Regions from separate parts of the Mus musculus genome. Here region 2 is linked to region 1. The links are chromatin loops, found by intact Hi-C in ENCODE. Cell type or tissue: left cerebral cortex. All regions are shown on one strand.

Region 1 (8,000 bases):
ATCTGGCATCTTCCAAAGTAAGGGAATGAAGGAAATTTTAAAGAGACAACCACCAGACAGGTACTTAGCTGGGGCAATCTCTCTCTCTCTCTCTCTGTCTCTCTCTCTCTCTGTCTCCCTGCTGCCTCTCTCTCTCTCTCTCTCTCTCTCTCTCTCTCTCTCTCTCTCTCTCTCTCTCTCCTCTAATCTCCAAAGGCTAATGGGAAATATTTACTGACCACTCTCTCTAGGCCAAAAACTGGGCTCAGCCAGTCCTCATAATGCCCTATGAGGGCAGCAGGTCCTATTGTGACCTTCATTTTCATCTGGCAAAAGAGGTTCTTCAGGGTGTGACACTGGCCCCAGGTCATAAAACCACACTCAGAAGCCACCCCTCTCAGCAGAGGGAGAAACCTTCCAGCATTAACTTATGGTATACTCAGTGGTCCCAAACTAAGTTTGCTACACCCATGGATTCAACCAAGGATGGATGAAGACTATTCAAGGAAAAGATTCTGTCTGTTCTGAATCTACACAGACATTTTTGTGGTTGTTACCTAAAATTTGCATAACAAGGGTTGACATTGTATTGGGTATTATAAGTGATCTGAAGACCATAGGGCATGGGTATAGGTTATGTGTGGATAGACTTTCACAGAAAGAAAGGCCTTTCACAGAAGAAGGGAGGGTCTGGAGCATCAGCTGGATCCTGGCATCAAGGCTGTTGGTATCCAAGGGACTCTGGAGCATTTCCTGTGGATCTACCTGTACATCCAGAAAGAATTTTCATCTCTGTCTCTCACAGACATGCCATCTTTCTCTTCCAAAGATCTCTTAAGGCTCCATTCTCTCCAACCCACCTGCTGTCCTTTCCCTGGGAGGCCTGAGAGTTTAAGTTGCCACACACTCTCATGTGCTTTAGAGGCTCAGTGAGAGCTCTGACCCAGTCTCCTCCTCCCCTGCTAGAACACACCCCTGTTCTTATAGGCTAGTATCATCATGTCTCGCTAGCCCTGCAAAGATGCTCACCCCTCAGCCCAGCACCAGAACCATCAGCTCAGACTCTGCCAAGGTCAGCCGAGCTCTCACAGGCCTGTGGGCGGGGTCTCGTGGGCTGAGCTCTAATCAAGTGTGCCATTTTTTGTCTACTTTGTTTCTTTTCTCCTTCCCTTTCTCCTCTCCTCCCTTCTTGTCTTTGTCTACTACCCCAGGCAGAGACAGTATCTTTTACTCATCAGCCCACCCAGCTTTCCCAATCTTGTCACATCTGGCAGCTGAAACTATCTTTTTTTGGGGGTGGTGGTGGTGTTGGGGTGTCCTATGCATAGTGGGATGCATCTCAACAACCCTGCTTCTGTATACTGCCAAATATTCCCTGGGTGAGGGGCACAAAATCCCCCCACAAAGGATTACTGGTAAAGACCCATATTAATACACAGCACCTGGCCCAAGGCAGGCACTTAGGAAATCTCCACCAGAGACTCTTGCATCCTTCCAGCCCTTTATCCCACCAACACCAGGTCCTTGCTTTTGAAAGGGACTGGACCTTCAAGAAGCCACAGCCTGCACATCTGTGCCCATGCTCATTATTAGTCTAGTTTGGGGTCTTAACTCCACCTATGTGAGGTCAGTAACCAGCTACCCTCCCCACAGCCCAGCACCAGCCATCCCTGGGGCTTCTGTTAAGTAAATGCAGTATCGACCACCTCTCTCTCCTCCTCTCCCTTACAGAGATCCCTTGTGCATCTCGGATCCTGCCTCGACCTCCAGGCCATCGACTGCATAAATTATTGATGTGTAGAAGATGGCTGGTGGTGTGGTGTGGTCTGCTGTGCTCACAGAGAAAAGGCATGCTACAAACAGAAGGTACTTGGGAAGAGGGACTCCTTAAACAAGATCCCCCCACTCAGGCTAAAAAATATAGGAGTGGGGATGCACCCTAGATATTCACCATTGACTTATGGTCTAGTCATAATAGTGCCATGGGTCTCCATCAGGGACACCGGGTACAATCATTTACTTAACTGTGTCCTGTACATTGGTCATTTAAACCCCATTCCAGTAAAATACTTCTCTCAATATTTCTAAACGGTACTGGAGGCCGGCTATTGGGGTAAAAGTACCCGCTGCCAAGCCTGACAGCCTAAGTTAGAAAAGATCTAACACCCATAAGTTCTGCGTACATGCCAAGGAATCTGGCTGCACGGTGCCCTTTGGAGAGAAATCATTCCGAACAGAACCACTTGTCAGGGCTGGAAAGCATGCTAGGAAACAAAATTTAAGAATTAGACGGGACAGAACAAGCTGGCATTGGTCCACAGCAAGGCGGAGGGGCTCCTGGTGAGTCTCCCTTTGAGGAGTCGTCAGTGGTAAACTGTTCTCAGTCACACACCCCAGTCTAGTTTATACCCAATTCCATCTTCCCCAGCGGTGAGGAAATGATGTTTGGGAAGATGCTTCCAGAATATGGATCTCTCATCTGTGCACCCTTTGACTGGTGGATCTCAGTCAGAGGCAATTCTGGATGTCGCGACTGGAGAGGGGACAATGAACATCTGTTGAATAAAGACTAGGCCTACAATGAGAATAGCAGTCACCACCCAACAGAGTGACACAGCCCAGTAAGACCATGGGACGGAGGCTGAGGAAGGCTGGTCTTAGACATCAAAATCAGAACCGGTGAGAGACACCAGGAAGCCCACCAGGTCTCGGTTGTGCGTGGACCTTGCCATCCTCTCTTGCAAGAACTTGCTTTCTTTTAGCTGAGTCCAGCCACCCTTTCGGGTGAAGCTCCTCTCACTTGCTTCCCAAGCTCCAGGGTCTCGGCTGTAAAGTGTGACTCCGTTCCCTCAGCTCCTCTCACTTGCTTCCTGCTGCTTCTGACTGCTCCAGCCTGAAATGAGCAGCACCAGGACACCCGCGCGTCTGAAACCGTGCAGTGTCCTTGCACGCAGAGTTTTCATTTCCTTTCAGACACAGGAAATGGGCCCTCTCATGCTCTCCGTTTCCACGGCCACAGGTAGAGCCCTTTTCTCCTTCCAGGGCAGCTATGGGTTTTGACGCAACATCTGATTCTTTGATTTCTGGAACTAGCTCGAGACTTGCCTTTGGAGAGTTATCTCAAGCCCTCGCTCCCAGCTGGTCTGAGTTAAGTGGGGAAGTTCTTAGCTGGTGGAGCTGTTGTAATGGCCAAGCGGCCTTTACAAGGCAGGGCTTGATGGGTGGAAGTAGGTCACCTTTTAGATCTAGCTGCAGAGTCCTGGTCTATGGCCATGTGAAGAACTGATGCCATACAGTGCCACCGCCATGCCATCCCGCCACAATGAAATCTCAAAAACCATGAACCAAAATGTCCCTTTCATCTTGTTTTGATCAGTTATTTCCTGTGTGAGGAAATGTAGCTGTGATGGGTGATATCAACTTGATAAACTCTAACTCATCTAGGAGACAAGTCCTGGATATGACCATGAGGAATTGATTATCTGGACTAGGTTAACTGAGCTGAGTGCACCCACACTGAAAGCAGGACACACTGTTGACTGGGCTGCTGAACACTACCGTTCCTCTTTCCCTGCCTCCTGACTGTGGATTCAATGTGACCGACTGCCTCAAGACCCTACAGCCTTGACTCCTCTGTCCTGATCAGTTATACCCTCTAACTGTGACCTGAGATAAACCCTTTTCTCCTCTTAAGTTCTTTTGTCAGGGTCTATTCTTACAGAATAGGAGACGTAAGAGAATTATAGCTAATGCTGCATCCGGGTCAGGCTTGGCCAATCTGGACTTTGTCCCACTCTTTGATTGAAGCGATTGGTTCACAAATAGGCACATGGCCTGAAATAGACCAGTGAATTAGCCGGAGGATTTGACCTGTTTGAGAGTGAGGTTGACTGGGAGGCAACAGCTCGAGGATGGATCTGAGTTCTAATCCATTGAAAGGCAGCTGGATTCACCAGCATCCAATGAACTACATCATTTGAATGAAACCAGTTTGATCTGGGTTTCTGACACTTGCCAACCAGTTCTCAAAAACCTAGAGCAATGGCCTCTTTTTGCCCCATATCTAGGCATACAGGTGAAACCAGGCATGGTCAGACACCACAGGAGAGAGAGCTCAGTTGTCTCAAGGTGGTCACTATTTGTCTCTAAGGATGATTGTGGGGTGTGACCACCCAAGTCCACAGAACTGTGTTTGGGGTGGGGAGGGTTACACTGACGCCAAAACCACTTGCTCACCTAGGGTTTCTAGGAGGTCCTACTTCTGACAACTACAGTAACTGCTTCCCCGGCTCCCGGACACATACAGTAACATCCAAGCATCTGCCTAAGGGGACAAGATATGGTGGTACAGGCCTGTAATCCTAATATTTAGGAGGTTAGAGAAAGAGGATCATAGCCAGCCTGGGCTACATGGTAACTTCTAGTCCAGCCTGAGCTACCAGCACTGAGAAACCTTAACTCAAAAACCAATTAAACAGAGAGAATCCACAGAACAACCTAGAGGCAAGTGCTGAGGCTGCCTCATTTCATAGAGATAACACTATGCAGAACTCGGAGAGCAGCCGCTTGACCAAGGTCACACGCTGCCAGGAGAGTGGAGCCCAAGGCAAACAAGTGTCTTATTGTTGCTGGGCTTTCTCTAGACCAGAACTGGTTGGAGAGTCACTGGTGACCTTTGCTGGAGGATTGATCTGCAAGAGGCCCTCTCAGCCCCCACTACACATTATGCCTGTACTTTTGATCCCTGACTCTGTTGTATGGCTCACGTGTGTGTGTGTGTGTGTGTGTGTGTGTACACTGTTGTCCTCACCCAAGAAGACACCTCTGGCCAGAGGTTGCCTTTGGATGACTTCTTTATGACCGACCACAGTATTTGAGATGGGGCCTCTCACTGAACCTGGATCTCAGAGTCTATTCTACTAGACTGTCCAGTAAGCCTCTGTGTGTCTCTGACCCCCAGCACTGGGGTTTGAGATGTGGATGGCTACAGGGATCCCGAACTCAGGTCCTCTTGCTTGCATTTTCCCTCCAGCTCAATTTCCCCTTATTCACCTTTTGGTGTGTTCCTCTCCACTGGCCCAGGCCCTCGTCTATTTTGCTTTGGCCCTCGGCTGCTGAAAGAAAGAAACTGACCTACAGGCTCTAACTCTCGTGTGGCCTCTAAAGGTGCATGTGGGTGTGCATCAATCCCTTCTGTAAAAGAGGAAGGGAGGCTCTGAGAGGCTTAAATCAGGGTTCGATTACCCCAGGCCTGCAGGTCACACTCAGACCCAGATGTCTGTCCGTCTGTCCGTCTGTCCTTCTTTCTGTCTGTCTGAACGACGACATGAAGAGCAGAAGCCCCAAGCAGGCCCTACCCTTTCCATCCAAAACGCCCCTTGTCAGGTAACCCCCTCCTTTCAGTCAGCCACCTGCTGCCTCCCACCTCCAAGAGCACTGTGTGAAACAAAACCAGAGTAGAGGTTCCAAGGCAGCCTGGAGGCAGGGCTGCCTGGGATGGATGAATACATGGTAACAAACCATGGGGTGAGAGCAGCGGCTCCTCAAGCAGAGACTAAATGGGAATGAATGCACAAGGAAGGCTCACATACTAATTACCTCTGCTGCCAGCCAGGCGCTCAGAAATGTGTGACTCACTCGGATGTTCTTAAATATACTGCGAAACACATACACCCACTCTCCACACACCATACCGTACATCACACACACACACACACACACACACACACTGTCTACAGAGGAGCAGAAACAGTTTCTCCCAGCGCTCTGAGTCCTGGCTCCACAGAGACCATGGAGGACCTTATTTGTGTGAGCTGGATAAACACTGCTTCTCCTAGCCTGAGTCTCCCCAAGCACTTCTGAGTCAGATCCCCCAGTTTCAGATCCTACCCTGGGGCTGGGGAGTGGTCCAGCGTGCACACTGGCCAGCAGGTGCTGGGTTCTAATCCCAGCCCAGAGCACGTGCTAGCGCACTCCAACTCTGAGCTGCTGAGCTATCCTTTCTAGCTTCAGTTTCTTCAGTGGCAAAGCGAGGGTAAGAACAGCACCCACATCACGGGATTGTGGTGAGGATGGAGGTAATCTATTGGGAGTGAGATGGTGGCATTCACTTGTAATCCTAGTGTTTGAGAAGCTAAGGTAGGAGGATCTCAAGTTTGAGCCCAGGCTGTGGAGCGGTCTAGTGGATAAAGCATTTGCCAGGCAAGTGTGAAGAGCAGAGTTTAGACCCTCAGCACTCACCACCTGTCATCCCAGTGCCAGGAGGTGGAGATGGGTTACCTGGGGCAAGCTGCCTAGCTAGACTAGATGAATTGTCATGTTCAGGGTTTAGTAAGTGACCCTGCCTCAATAAAGTAACAAAAAACCCACAACACCCTTTGTCAACTTCTGGCCCTTTATATGTGCATACATCCCATTTGTACTCATAGCCATAAACAAACATGAGTGCACACACACACACACACACACACACACACACACACACACGGTGTAGAGACTAGTTAATGTAAAGAAATGTAAAAGATTGGTAAATGTTCCACTGTCTGCAGGGGTAAGTTCTCCTGCCATAGATTTCCTAGGAGGGGCTGTTGCCATGGAAATGGAATGGCGAGGGGTTCTCCCATCTGTTTATCTATTACTGGCTTCCAGCCTCTCTCCCATCATATACCACAGACAACAGGTCCTTAGGGCATTGGGAAGGGAGTCGAGCTGTCTGATGGGAACAGGAAGTGTGTGAACCTCACTCTCAAGATTGAACCCAGGCCAGTGACTCTGAAACCAGCCATGGCTAGTAGGTAGTCTCAGCCAAAGCTGCTGGAGACCACACACCGGGCCTTCTCCTGGGAGGTAGGATCCCCTCCCTCTGGTCCTACCATAGGGATGGAAAAACAAAATGTCCCAAATTGCCCTGAAACCCTTCTGACCAGGCTCAACCCTTGGCTACCAGCAGGGTTCCAAAAACCCCATTCTTCCTGCTAGGCCAGCCAGGCAGAATCTGAACCAGAGTATAGATGGGAAGGGGTGGGGGGAGACAAAACGAGCAGGTGGGGTTGGGGGGGGCAGGGCCAGTTTTCTCAGCCCCAGTATACTTCATGGTTCAGGATCCATCTGAATGCCTGCCACAGTTTACACTCTCCTCAGACGCCAACAGGAGGGCAGTCCAATAGAACTGTGTGACCTTGGTGTTCCTAAAGCTCTCTGAACCTCAGCCCTTCCTCTGTAAGATGGAGATGGCTGTGCCACTAGCATGAGGTCCATGTGGAAAGCCCTTTGCACGTAGGAAGCAGGGGTGCTAGCTGGCTAAAAAGACACTCAGGAGTCCCATTGTCCTGTTGGAACCATGAAGGCAATGAGGGCAAGCCGCCTGGTCAAAGGCTTCACAGACCAGGTTAGGTATACATTTTCCCCAGCTTCTGACCCCAGGGCCTTTCCACTGCACCCCAGTCCTGGCCCCATGTCTGGCAGAAGTCCAAGTTGGGGCTTCTTGAACCCCCCAGCGTTACACTCTGTCCAGTCTTACTCCCCTGGAACCCGGGTGTGTTTCCTGCTTGGCTGGTTTAAACCGTTACAAGGTTTCCTGACATTAAATTCTTTCCCAGACTCAAAATGTTTCTGCCTCCCTCTGATATCTTTTCCAAGTTACAGTGTCATCGTCTTCCTTGCCTTGGCTGACTAGAGCCTCTTTGGGGCTCTCAACTTTACAGACCCTTTCAGGTTAGTAACTTAGTACAGCAAGAACATCAGCTGTACGATCCATGAATATGCAAAGCAGCTGTGGGGCCTGTAAATAAAAGCAATCATTTAAATGCAAATTGCAGCCTAGGCTGCCTGAGTCTCAGTCTAGGATCCTTCTCTTGGTGCAGTTCTGAGGCAAGAGCGTGACTAACTGGGAATCCCCAGCAAGCTCAATGCTAAAACAGAGGTCTTGGACCCCGGGTAGGGGCTCCTTGGGGTAGATAAGAAATGTCTAGAAGCGGGAGGCGGATCTTTAAAAATCCAAGCCACTCCTTCAACTAGCTCGC
Region 2 (8,000 bases), 200 kb before region 1:
GAGCTCAGCCCTGTGGCTGGTTCTCTGTGGATTGCCATTCTAGATGACAGCAGCATTTCCTGAGACTGGGAGGAAAGGAGCCACTCGGGCCACATTCCTATGGTTGGGAGTTGGTGGCCAGAGAGAAACCTTTGAAATCCTCCTCCAGGGCAGGGGACACTTCTCACTTCTTCATTTACCTTCCTCTGCCCATCTGTGTTTCTCTTAGTTCAATAAGGTCTGTGTAGTGGGTGCCAGTGTCCTATTTCATGCAAGGGCAGGTAGACCTTTCCTCATTGCTTATATAATGCTCCTTTCTCCTTTCCCTCCATCTCTTCCTCCCTCTCCCCTCCTTCCTCTTTTGAGTGATGTTCTCTCAGGAATTAAACTGCTAACAGAAATACGGTTTTTCCTTCCTGGTGATCCCCAGGGCATGCTGACGTGACTGACAGATGAAGCTTGCCTGGCCTTCCTTCCCATGCTTGAAAGTAAAAGGTAGCTTGCTGTTAATAAAAGGGAGCGAAGCAGTTCAGCGGCAGGGTCCTGTCTCCCAGCGGCAGCCAACGCATTCGAACAAAAAGAATAGGCGTCTGACTGAACCATACCACTCTCAGGGTTGACCCTGGAGAAGTGAGCAGTGAGTGTCTAGCCCTGAACACTATGTTCATGTGGTTGTGGTGGCCCAAAGTCAGGTAGCCAGCGGGGTGCTGGTTGAATTCTTGTGTGTGCATTTAGTGGCAGGCTGTGGGGTCCTTTGGAACCCATGAGTGTCTGTCTGTGTGTATTGACATGAAGCTGTTCACAGTTGCATAGCTGAGCAGAAACAGCAGCTCTCCTCAGTTGCTGTGTGGGTCATAAGCCATAGATAGCCTAGTGTCAAAGTGAGGTCATTCATGTTGGGGTGATTGGGTCTGCCCTCAGCTCTGTGACCGTGTCATGGGACAGTGGATGCCAGCTGACTTGTCCCTACTCTCTGAGAGCACCATGTCTTTATCTGTGACAGTTTCTGTTTTCTACTTTGTGTCTGGACTAAACCAGGACACTGCTTTTCCTGTGCTGAGTGGGTGTCCTACATACATGTTCAGTTGGGGTCTTGCTCGGAACCCAGGCTGGCCTGGATCCAGCTCATTATCCTCCTGCCTCAGTCTCCTGAGTGCTGAGATTCCAGCATGTGCCACCGCATCTGGACAGCGTTGGGACCACCTTCCCTGAATTTCCTTTGCTTTGCTTATGTTTTTGACTTTTCAGAACTTAAAGTATGGGGAGACGTCTAATATTTTAGTGGAATTTCTTTTGATCATTTGGCAATCTGACTCCATCTTAGAGTAGTCTACGGGGAAGTGAGTTTGAAGAGCTGCCGGGTGCTGTGTGTGGTCCTTAGCAACCACATGTGGCCCCCTCCTGGGCAAGAAAGGTGCCACAAACTCAACTGTGGGAGCAGAGCCCCAACCTTCCTCTGAACGATCCAAACTCCTACAAGCAGGATTAATGTGTTGAAAATGAGAACACTTTTTTTTCCTTATTTTAACAAAAGGCAAAATCAGATTTAAAAAAAAAAAAATGGAAGGTGGGTGTCACAAGGCGCCCTGGCTTTTATTTGAAACATTGGGAATCTCAGAGGAGACAGAGGCTGGGAATAGAACTTTTGGGGGGAGGGGGGGAGCACCGCTGTAGGAAATCATCATGCAGTAGAAGTGACTGAAGAATTAGGTCACCTAAATAATGACAGACTGTGTTCTCGGGCACTTAGGTAAGGGACTTGCAGTGTCTTGTTAAAAAAAAAAAGTCAATCATTTTGGAGTAGTAGATGAACTGATGTCAGTGTGGAAGGTGGGCTTGAAGGGACCATGTGATGGTGTTTGGTGCTAAGAGCTCTTGGATAGCTGGGGATGAGGCAAGGGGGAGAACAGAGCTGTGTGCCTTTTAGCTGAGCCTCCAAATAGGATATTGTAAGGTCTGGCCACAGCAGTTGGCATACACAACCCAGGCAGGTGCGAAGGACTTTAGCTGTGAGCACCTGATGTATACATTGCCAACTAGGAATAGAAATTCACAGCCAGATGTGCAGTGGCAGGCCTGTAAACCCAACATTAAGCAAGTGAGGCAGGTGGGTCATAAGTTTGAGGCCAGCCTGGGCTACATAGGAGTGTCCCTGTGTCGATGATGATGATGGAAATTAAAAATCTAAGAAAGGGTGATTATCTAGAAGGGCTTTTCCTACTATAGTCTGAAGGCAAGATTTTTCTTCCTTTCTACAGTTAAAATGAGATTGTAGTCAGTAAAAGATTGCCACTTCATTTCAAGCACACCACACACAGAAAAGGGTAGCCGTCGTACACAGCTTGCTGTGGGTGATGGAGATCCCCTGAGAAACTGTGTGTTGCTGTGTATTTGGAAGAGGGAGTAAGGGGGTGGGGGGAAGGCCTGGACCCAACTTCAGTGGTGATTTTTAAAGAGTCTCAGGGTCCCCAGCTGAGTCTCGCAGTGCAGCTTGAAGACAGAGGGAAGTGTAGCTCCAGGCTGGCCCTGGGAGGTACACAGTAGGTCTGTTGTGCCTTGAGTTGCTGACTTCCATCCACCTCAGTTTTGGCATCTGCAAAATAGGCATAGTGAACCTTCTTCTAAGGGCTAAGGTTGGAGGCTATGATGCTATGATGTGTGTGGCCTACATTGTTGTAGGTGGTCCTGGGAGGCCTTGTGGAAATAAATGGAAACCCAAGCTTGGTTGAAGAACGATGGGCTAGCATGGAGGGGGCCATGCTAATAGGTGGGTATATGCACGGTAAGGGTCCTGCGGTACTTGGGCGGGGGCTGCAGTGGCAAGGCCAGGCCAGGTCCAACTACAGAGGTGGCTAAAGCCACAACCTGAGAGCAAGGAACCCTGGAGTGTTTTGGAAAGAAGATAATCTCAAGAGAGCAATGCTTTGAGGAATGGCAGGTGGCAGAAGCATCGGTCACGTTGGGGAGGGGGAGGACTGTTGGTAGCTGTGAAAGACAGGAGGAGGGATGGATAAGTGTGTTAGTCGACATGCGGAATTGTGAGAGTCCTGCCATCTGGACATTGGTGATGTTGTGTCTCAGGCCTATTCCTTCCCACCCTATCTGGTTTATATTCATTTTCATTCATTCATTCTCTGTCTCTCTCTCTCTCCCCCCTCCTCTTGTGTGTGTGTGTGTGTGTGTGTGTGTGTGTGTGTGTGTTTACGTGTGATCTTCTTCTAACGTGAGTCATTTTCCTGAAGCCTTTCCCTCCCTCCCTTGCAGTGTGCACTCTCCTCATTACCCAGTCTCCTCTCAGAGCTCCGTGGCCTTAGTCATCTCTGGAGGTGTGCGGAGGCTGTGTGATCTTGTGGAGTAGACAGTGCGTCACAGACAAAGGGAAATCTTTGAGCCTGTCATACAGCGATGGCTTTGTTGACACCCTGCACCATGTCTGGGTTTACTCTGCTTCAATTATCCAAATTCTTTGTGTTCCTACCATCCTGACTTTCTAATGGAGGCAGCCGTGGCTTAGATACCACATAGCTGAAAGGAGTCCGGCTGTGTGGTACTAAACTCTGAAACCAATGGGTGTCTTTGGACCTGTTCCTTCTGGGAGTCTCCTGATAGACTGACCCAAGGGACTGTTTATTCTAGTCTGCTCACTGGAAATTACTCCTTAGAGGTTGTAAAACATAGGACAGGCAGGGTGACACACACCTGTAATCTCAGCTGTTGGGAGATTGAGGCAGGACGGTTACCTCAAGTTGGAGGTCAGCCAGGGCTACATAATGAATCTGAGGTTGAGGCTAGCCTAGGCTACATAACAAGACCCAGTTTTGAAAATGGAAACGTATAGGGCCAGTGAGATTGTCTCAGGGGTACAGACACTGTGGTAAGACCACATAAGCCTGATGGCCTAAGTTCAATCCCCAGAACCCACATACGCATAAAAGGAGAGAGCCAAGTCTTTAAGGCTTCCTCTAACCTCTACACATGCCCCATAGCATGAGAATGCGTGCACTCACACTCAACACTGGTAAATAATAGTAATAAAATGAAGCTGGAGAGATGGCTGTAAGAGCATAAGAATCTGAGATCGAATCTCTAGTACCCATGTGAAAAGTTGGCTGCCCATCCCTGTGGCTGCATGTTCCCCTGGTGGGTACAGTGACAGAAGGATTGCTGAGTTTCCTGGCTACTAGAATAGCTCCAGGATCAGTGAGAGATCCTGTCTAAAAGGAGCAAAGCAGAGAGAGAGGGAACAGGACAGTCCGTGTCCTCTTCTGGTGTCTGTGTGTGCAGGTTCACGCACACACAGGTGCACATACACCACTCACACATACCTCCTGTATATACTCACAAACGTGCAAGATGAGCTCTTAGCACAGACTTCTAGTATATACGCTTCTGCACACACTTATGTTTTATTTATTTATTAGGAAGAAACCCCAGTGAAGAGAAGTGACAGGAACGATGGAAGAAAGCCCTTCATAGCATCTATCAGTTAGGGTCAGCTTGAAACTGTCTGCCTCTGGTGTGATTGCTCAGTCATTAAGATGATGGTGGCTGATTTTGCATGCCAACGTGGAAGCACGGTAGCTGGCCTTGACGCTTGAGTAGACAGGTAATTTGCAGTCAGACATGTATAGGGTTATCCTGTTCCTATAAAAACAAAACAGGCTTCTATAATAATAACAAGGTGAAGGGAAAGTTCTAGAAAGACCAACACTAAAATGTTACCAGTTATGATTAGAAGGGGAGGGACCACGTCTTTCTAGATGCACTTCTATAGTCTTAGAACATTTTTGTCTAGCCATTTCCTTTATAGTTTTATAAAAATAAAATGTAGATGTAACGAAATGTAGGAGCAGGATCGATAGTAGGTATAAGCGCAGGCCAACAACACAGTGCATACCGTATGCATGTTCTGCAGAGAGCCAAGTATGTCAAGTTGGGAGTTCTTCAGGGGTGTGGCCTGGCCAGAGGTCTGTTACATGTCAGGGTCTAGCCTCCACACAGGATCAGAGTTCTCAGCTGGAAGCAGGGTTTCCAGAAGACACATAAAAAATATACATAGACTACTTTTCCGGTACAAGCTGACAGGCAAGTTTTTAAGGCTTAAAGTTTCTCTCTCTCTCACTCTCTGTTCTCTTTCTCGTTCGCTCACTCGCTCGCTCACAGCTTGAGGCTGCACACACTCTGTATTTTCTTGTACACTCTGTTTTTTCTCCTATGCACCTTTCTTTTCTCAAACTCTCATACTCCTATACACCTCTGAGTGTTCTCCTTTCATTCACACACACTCTCTCCATACAAACCTCACATGCTCTCCTCACTCACTCTCACATGCTCTTCTCACTCACTCTCACATGCTCTCCTCACTCACTCTCACATGCTCTTCTCACTCACTCTCACATGCTCTCCTCACTCACTCTCACTTGCTCTTCTCATGCTCTCTCTCACTCTTCATTCGCTCTCCACATTCACCTCACATGCTCTCTCAGTCTCTCTTGTCTTTTTCTTTTCTCAGTCTTTTATTGCTACTCCAAAAGCAGGTAGAAAAAAAAAAGATATTGTATAATCATTACCAAATCAAATTCAAAAGAATAACCACGTTCCATAAAGAATTAAGAATTACAATTGTTCTCCAAAGTTTCACGCTTCCCCTATTCCCAGGCCTATAGCCAAAGTAATAATAATTGTAAATTTACCATCATTTAAACTTTAACTTTTGACTTATTATACTTTAGAGCTCAGAGCTCTGAGGTCAGCTACCTGCAGTTTCCTGTGAAGCTCCAATGATAACCGAGATGGGCAAAGCTGCCAGGCAGTGGCCAGAAAGACTCAGGTTAACCCTTAACTCAGCAGTTCCGCTAGCTTTCTGCTTCTGCACATTGCACACAATGACTCTCGTAAGAGTCCCAGTGTTTTGACTTAGTTTTACTAGTATAAGATTTTACATATCCTATACTCGTTTATCCAGGAACCGCTCTTAAATGTTGTGTAAAACTTATTTCATAACTTCAATAGTTTTTTCCTTTCTTAGGGTCCTAATGTTGGCTCTATTTCATTTTCTAATAATTTCTTCAAACTTTCTTTGTAAGTCAAGCATTAATCTGGAACTACCACTGTGCAGTTCTTTCATTGTTTCCAAGATGAGAGTGCACAGCATGTACCTAAGCCATTAGGACTGGGCTGTGCTGTGCCCCTGTGCCTCAGTTTTTAATTGTTTAAGAATCATTATATCAAGGAACATCTAGTTTCACAAAATTCACCAGAACAGAAGGAGAAAGAAGTAAAAAAGTCAGATATAAGAAAATAATTATGCACACCAAAACCAACTGAAAAACAGTCACACACAAATGAAATCTATGCAGCTGTTGTCCAGGGCTAAAGTTAGGAGAAATGGGAACAGCTGAAATGAGAAATGGGAAATGGGAGCTGCCGTGGGCTACTGAGATGTCTCCATCCTGGCCTACTGAGAGCAGTCCCTTATTTCTGATGGCAAATCCCCTGGATGGATATGCCTTCTGCTCCTCAGGGTCCCAGACACCATCCTTTTATATAAGGAGCTGCTGAGAGCTTCTGAGATGTCTCCATCCTGGCCTACTGAGAGCAGTCCCTGTCACTGTATCCCCAGCAGTTATGACCTCAGCTGTCTTTGAACTGTTAGTCCTCTTGTCCTTGTCAAAGATCAGAAAAAATAAATAAATAAATAAAATTAGCCTCTAGTGGATTCGTCTTCTTGTGTCTCGCTTGCCTCCCTGGACACTTAGGGATGCGCCTTTATTCTGTATGGCAGCCCCAGTTTGTATGTGTTTGTATGTGCATTGTAGGTGTTGTTTGGTCTCCGAGTGGTGCTGTGTATGGTGTATGAACTTGTTAGTATAGAGGCCACAGGTGGATGGCATGTGTTTTCCTCAATTATATTCCACCTTTATTTTTTTAATTAAAGTTTACTTATTTACTATTATTGTGTGGCTTAAGGAGGGGTGTTACATGTGCCAAAGTGAACACATGGAGGTCAGAGGACAACTCTGTGTCCTTTGTACCCAGGTCGCCAAGCTTGCGTAGTTAGAGCCCTTACTTGATGAGCCATCTTGCCAGCCAGCCATCTTTAGTTTTGGAGACAGGGTCTCTCACTAAACTCAAAGTTCATTGAGTAGGCTGGGCTGGCGGGCCAATGAGCTCCAGGGATCCTGTCGGCAGTCCCTCAGCCTCCAGTTCTGAAATGCAGATCTCGTTGCCTGGCTTTTTCTTGGGTTTTGAGATCCAAACTCAAGTCTTTATTATGCTTATGAAACAGGCACCTGTCTGGCTGAGCCATCAGCCTCCCAAAAAAAGAATTTTAGAAAACCTGATTGTTTTCCCTATAGATGGGCATCTTCCCCAGTTCATCTTTTCAGAAGCACTAAGTAGGTCAGGCATGGTGGCCCAACACCCAAGAGGCTGAATCAGGATGATGAGGGGCCAGAGGCTAGCCTAGGTCACATAGCAAGTTTTAGTTCAATCTGGGCTATACATCAAGACTGTCCAAAAACCTAAAAAAGGCCAACACACTTCTGTGCATGTGAGTGTACGGAAGAATGGCCCTCAAGACACCGTGAGATCCTGCCTGCCTTCTCCTCTGTGCCCCAGACATTGGTCATTATGTTCAGGTTGCTCTTTCAGTCGGTTTTGAATGAGTGTTTCTGTGCTGTGGAGCATCACAGTTGTGTGGAATGTCCCTTTTCCAGCTTTTCTGAGATAGCACTTGGAGTTAATCGTCAAGGGTAAGTTTTCAAGTAGCAGTGTGTCTCGAGTGGGTCGGGAAACCACAGAGACACATCTTAGCAGCAGTCGGGATGCTTCTGGCCGTGAGGAACAGACAGTCTACAGGCCTGGCTGACTAATATAGTTCCGTATGCCCTTCAATAGCAGGACATTCTGGGCCAGACAACCTCCGTCTGTCCTGTTCTATAGCCCCCTGCTAGGAGCGAGGTGTCTGCAGCCACTGCAACCCTTACATCATAATTTGATTTTTTTTTTTTTTTTTCCTC

Evidence for each region. Peaks named below come from ENCODE experiments on the same cell type or tissue, not always from the same donor. Only the 100,000 strongest peaks of a DNase experiment are listed, where the experiment ranks them.
Region 2: it touches region 1 in a loop (9-fold over the local background); 4 of 42 quality-filtered maps call a loop at or near these places.

The regions. Positions count from the first base shown.
Region 1 is chr7:118,984,924-118,992,923 of GRCm38, forward strand. The region is part of intron 1 of Gprc5b (G protein-coupled receptor, family C, group 5, member B); the gene reads right to left. Gm39076 (a long non-coding RNA gene) reads left to right here and starts at 162. Exons shown (of 2, transcript XR_869903.2): 1 at 162-1,845; 2 at 2,408-3,672. In left cerebral cortex, no CTCF peak of the experiment used is centred here; DNase peaks (open chromatin) are centred at 4,607, 4,998, 5,578, 6,879 and 1 more place; H3K4me3 peaks cover 693 bases; H3K27ac peaks cover 1,515 bases.
Region 2 is chr7:118,780,512-118,788,511 of GRCm38, forward strand. All of the region lies in intron 14 of Vps35l (VPS35 endosomal protein sorting factor like), which reads left to right. Among named protein-coding and RNA genes, the nearest start is that of Vps35l, 44 kb to the left of the region's middle. In left cerebral cortex, no CTCF peak of the experiment used is centred here; DNase peaks (open chromatin) are centred at 3,008 and 3,276.